2 separate regions of the Homo sapiens genome follow, and region 1 is linked to region 2. A link is an interaction called in ENCODE POLR2A ChIA-PET data of the cell type or tissue named here. Cell type or tissue: B cell. All regions are shown on one strand.

Region 1 (2,500 bases), 380 kb after region 2:
TCTCTGAAACCCACCACCTATCTCCCTTCCTCCTGACCATCAAGGCCCAATGACTCTGTCTTCTAGCTGAGGCCAGCTCTGACAAATTCTTGAGGTTCTAGACTCTGTACCTGCTCTGGGGACCAGGAATGGGTCCTTCTTCACTGCTGCTGCTGCTGCTGCTGCTGCTGCTGGAGGCCTCGTCTCCACTGGGGAGCCTGGCTTGGGGGCAAGGTTGACCAGAACTTCTCTCCCCGACCAGGCTCCCTGCTTGGGAGGCCTGAGAGTTTAGCACGATGTACTTGTACTTTTTCCAGTTGCAGGCCTTGGGGTCAGGGCTGGCTGGACTGGGGGGGCCTTGACTGCAGCTTCGAGATTCAGTAGGTGGGTCTGGGTGTCCTTCGGAGCGCCTGGGACTACCTGGTGGAGGGGCCGTTGGGGGTGTTGGGGGTTCTGCTTCCAGGGGGCGCAGGGAGATGCCCAGAGGTTCATAGCTGGGGAAAGTGTGATGAACGTTAGTGCCATTTCCTAAACTCTGCCTTTGCCCTTAACACCTCACCCACAGAGAACGCCGAGCCAGGGTCCCTCACCTGGCCTGGATGAAGCGGTGGCATGCCTGGACCACGTGCTCCATCTGCAAATAGGTGGCGGCCGCTAGGACTGCTGGTGCAGTGGCTGGAGAGAGGCGCAGGCGCGAAGTGTACATGAAGTCCAATAGAGGGGCGAAGCCTCTCGCTTCGGGACCCCCGGGCAGAGAGAGCACGTCCACCCCGACTCCCGCACGGCCCCGGAAAATTGAATAGAAGAAGCCACTAGAGAGAGAGCAGATAAGTCCTTTGGGGGCTGGGGAACCAAGGGAGACATGCGCAGCTTCAGGAAGCCCCGCCCCCTGAAAAAGTCCCGCCTCCTCACTATCACCCCGCCCCCAATTCTGGGACGCTCCGCCTCCTGCTTCTGAAAGACTTGGCTTCGGATTCCCTCTCAACGGCCCTGTGGTCCCACCCCTTTCCCATTTGGCCCCGCCCCAGGCCCCACCCCTCGAACCTGCAGGCGATGAGAACTGCCTTGTGTGCTCTGAGGGGTTGCCCGCCAACCAGCAGCGTGACGTCAGTGAGGATCCCGCGCAGGCGCAGCTCGTTGAGGTTGCCCAGCACGTCGGAGGAGTGGCGAGTGAACTCGCGGACGTAGCCCAGCGCTCCCTCCGGGGCGGCGGGGGAACCCATAGCGACACAGGCCTGTAGAGGCCGTGGAAAGTGCTCTGGATCCAGGCAGTCCTAAGACGCCTTCCCTCCTCTGTTTGCCTTTTCCTTCCGAGGTGCAACTAGAGCCAGGACTTCCAGCCCCTAGCCCCGGCACACGCAGCCTCCCTCCTAATTCTTCTTGTTCATTCTGCCCTCTACGACACCCTCGCTCCCTTGCCTCTTCCAGATCCCACAGCGCTTGGAGCCAGTTGAAGGTTCCACACCGCGGCGTCGTTGGCGAGCGTGGGGAATCCCGCGCCCATCGCCCTGGGTTCGACCCCCAGTGCCCCTCCAGCACCGCCACTCCCCTCTGCGCGCCTGTGTCTCAGGTGTCCAACCCTGCCTCGAGATCTCACGGCCTGCCGTCCACACACCTCCAAATCCCAGCCGAGGCTCCCTTCCCCGAACTACGGAATTCTGCGACTCCTATCTAGTCCCCAATCCCTAGTTTAGCCCAATTTCTGGGACTCAGGCTCGCTGATGGCAAGCTCCACACAAGCTCCTACCCTCTTGGGGGACCCAGGAGTCTGGCTCCCTCAGTCTCTTGTTCTTACCCCCGTCCTGCAGGGGCCGCGGCTTCTCTTCTTAAGGGGGGCGGGGTCTCTCTCCCCTCTTGGCCTCGGCTCCTTTATCTGGCCGGGATGTCGGGGGCGGGGGTGGAGGTGGGGTGAACGCCTGGGTCTGTATCCTTCCTTCCTCCCTCGCTCTCCAGATGGCGAGTCCAGGGCGGGGTCTCCGTCTCGAGGGCGGGACCTCAGAAACAAGGGGTGGTCGTAACGTAGGGGGTCTTGGGTCACTGCAAGTGGACACGAGGACGGGGATATTGGAATTGGGGAGGAGGTTAGGGATATCGAGGTTGGCAATACGGGAGTCTGAGTCGTCGGAAGGCCTGGGCCAGTGAAAATTGGTGTGTTGGCTTTTGGGAGGGTTTGCCAGGAGCCAACCTTTGCTGCAGGACAAAGTGCATACGGCAACCCCCTCTCCCTCTCTTGTACTGTGTTAAGGGAGAAAAGGGGGAGCCCAACGAGACAGCAGGTTTGGGCAGACGACAGTGGGCTCCCGTAGGGTCTCAGACGGGGAGGGTGTGGTGTGAATGACAGGCTACTCTACCCGGGCCTACAAAAAGGGGGGCTCTGGCCGGGCGGGGTACGGAGAGGGCGGATATGATTTCTAGTTGGTTTCCTTCCATTGTCCTGCGACCGGACGGCTCCGCCAGCTGCTTCCCCTCGAGGAGGTGGGGAAAGCCCCGAGGTGGGGGTGGAGGGGCGAGAGACGCTCGG
Region 2 (2,500 bases):
CCCCTCCACCGACCCGGCTTAGGTCCTACCTGGCTCAGCCCTGGGGCCGTGGTGCCTCCATCCAGGGCTCCGAGTGGGGGGCGAAAGGCCTTCGGGAGGGGGCGGCGGCCTCTGAGCCCCCGCGGCCCCGCAGGCCCAGCCCCCGCCCGCAGCGCCTCACCCGGCGGGGGAGGGGGATCGCCCCAGCCCCGGGGGGCGGGGCCGGGATCCAGTCGATCCCCGGGAAAAGGAGAGCTAGGGGATGGGATCAGGGGGAGCCCGAGAACAGGGAACCCCGCAGTAGGGACGATAGAGAAAGGAGGGGGCAACGGGACAGGACTAGATTGAGGATCCGCTGGTTCCGTGGGCCGGCTTCGAGGGACCAGAAGGCGGTCCAGGCGGAGGATCCTAAGGATCGGGTGCTGGAGGAGGAGTCCACGTTAATCCCCAGGGGCCCGGGGCCCGGGAGCGCAGGATCCGCGGTGCAGGGGCAGGGATCCAGCCGGAATCCTCGGGGAGGGGGAGGGATCTAGTCGATCCCGAGGGCGGGCGTGAGGGGGAGGTCCGGGGAGTCAGAGGAGGGCGGGAGCCGAGTCCAGAGCCCCGGGGCGGGGGTCAGCGCGGATCCTAGGAGGGAAGGCGGGGGTGAGGGGAGGCTTCGAGGGACGCTCAGCAGCCGGGAGGCCCGGACTCCTGGCTCCGCGCGCCAGGGCCGGCCCGCCCCGCGTCCATCCCAGCCCGAGAGTGATGATCCGCCGGCGGAGCAGCCGCAGCAGCCCCGCGCGTCACCGCGCGGCCGCCTCCCCCGCCCCCTGCCGAGAGAGCGGCGCACACCCCCCGCTCGCACCCCCCGCTCGCACCCGCCTGCCCGCCCGCCCTCCGGAGAATGGGGGGATTGGAGATGGTGGGAAGAGGCGGGAGCGGACAGACGGACAGATGGACGTAGCGGGCCAGGGCAGGGTGGAGACATTCCCCCGGATCTCCCACCCTCGGGGCTCTCGCGGTCTCGGAGGGCTGGCGGGGGGGAGAATATCTTAACTACAGGGGGCGGGGCATCATACAAAGAAGGCGGAGCCTTCAGACATGGGGGAGGGGCCATTTGTGCAGTGGGCGGGGTTTACTGGCAATAGGTGGGGCTTTGCTATCTTTCGGGCCGCCTCTTTTTGGTAGTGGGTTTGATTTGAAGCTGAACAGGAGGAGCCTGTGGAAAAAGGGGCGGAACTTTGAGAGAAGACCGGGATCTTTGGAAATTGGCCGGAGCATGGGGGTGGGGGGTTCGAAGAGGCGATCAACTTGGAAAGTGGGCCAATCCTTGACGCAAATCCCCCTAGTCCCGCCCTCAACCCCGCCCCCCCACTGCTTAGCTCCTCTGTTCCTAATTGGTGCTGGTTTCTCCGCCCGCCAGACGTCTTCGCCACTCTGCAGCGGTTTTACAAAGGCGGGTGAAGAGCGCAATGCTGAAATGAACACGGCCCGGATTGGGCGCCTGTGAACCTTATTTGCATGGGCGGTCGGGATTGGCTGGCCTCTTGGGTGGCCTGGGCGGCGTTGGTCCGGTGCGTCCTGTTCTACAGCTATGGCCGGGCCAGCTGCAGCTTTCCGCCGCTTGGGCGCCTTGTCCGGAGCTGCGGCCTTAGGCTTCGCTTCCTACGGGGCGCACGGTCAGGGGGCTGGGGACGAAGATGGGACTGTACTTGGGGCGTCCTCTGGGGTCTGCTGCAAGGGCGTAACCTATGGGAGGTGCCCGGCCTCTCGTTTATCAGACAGTCCGCGGAGCCCTAAACCTTTTAAAGTCCCCCAGCTGGGTCCAATTGGTTCCCAGTACTGCCCGAGCGTGTTCCCACCAATCGGAAGCTTCCTGGGGCGGGGGGGGGGGTGCCCTTTCTCGCCAATGTCCACCTGGGTCCCCCCGGATTGGGGGCGGTCAGGGCTGGCACTAGGACCGCTAACCTTTGCTTCTTTTCTCCACAGGCGCCCAATTCCCAGATGCCTACGGGAAGGAGGTGAAGTAACTGCGCTGGGGCTCCCTGACTCGTGGGTCTACGAAGGCACAAAGTCTGGGGTCCCTGGGGGAAGTGGGCGGGGAGAGGGTGGGGCGAGCCGCGGATCTCTGGAGCAGCAAAGGCCAAAGGCTCTGTAAGCCAAAGGCCTGGGATCAAGCTGGGACTTCAAGGGTGGGGTGGGGGAAGGAACTTTGGTCCCTTGTGTCATCAGGGGATCTCAGTACCTGTATTGCCTACGACATCCCTTCGTTTCTGTTTTTCTTACAGCTGTTTGACAAGGCCAACAAACACCACTTCTTACACAGCCTGGCCCTGTTAGGGGTGCCCCATTGCAGAAAGCCACTCTGGGTAATCTTTCCCTGCGCCTAACCCTGACCAAGCCCCACACACTCCCTCTCAGCCTGCCCTGTTCTTAACAATCCTGTTTTCTGTGCTGTGTCTCCTTCAGGCTGGGTTATTGCTAGCTTCCGGAACGACCTTATTCTGCACCAGCTTTTACTACCAGGCTCTGAGTGGAG

What was found. Peaks named below come from ENCODE experiments on the same cell type or tissue, not always from the same donor. Only the 100,000 strongest peaks of a DNase experiment are listed, where the experiment ranks them.
Region 1: POLR2A ChIA-PET joins it to region 2 with 7 read pairs; 4 of 35 experiments call an interaction of 5 or more read pairs at or near these places.

Annotation. Positions count from the first base shown.
Region 1 is chr17:7,022,374-7,024,873 of GRCh38, reverse strand. BCL6B (BCL6B transcription repressor) reads right to left here and starts at 1,824. Exons shown (of 9, transcript NM_181844.4): 1 at 1,775-1,824; 2 at 1,024-1,214; 3 at 570-791; 4 at 111-473. The coding sequence starts at 1,202. In B cell, no CTCF peak of the experiment used is centred here; DNase peaks (open chromatin) are centred at 3 and 1,073; H3K4me3 peaks cover 1,399 bases; H3K27ac peaks cover 1,383 bases.
Region 2 is chr17:7,403,140-7,405,639 of GRCh38, reverse strand. It overlaps TMEM256 (transmembrane protein 256), which reads left to right and starts at 1,543. Exons shown (of 4, transcript NM_152766.5): 1 at 1,543-1,640; 2 at 1,951-1,982; 3 at 2,250-2,330; 4 at 2,431-2,500. The coding sequence starts at 1,556. It overlaps TMEM256-PLSCR3 (TMEM256-PLSCR3 readthrough (NMD candidate)), which reads left to right and starts at 1,509. Exons shown (of 10, transcript NR_037719.1): 1 at 1,509-1,640; 2 at 1,951-1,982. It also overlaps a transcript of NLGN2 not described here. RefSeq lists a silencer at 735-1,064 and an enhancer at 1,555-1,734. In B cell, no CTCF peak of the experiment used is centred here; DNase peaks (open chromatin) are centred at 1,369 and 2,119; H3K4me3 peaks cover 2,439 bases; H3K27ac peaks cover 582 bases; H3K27me3 peaks cover 670 bases.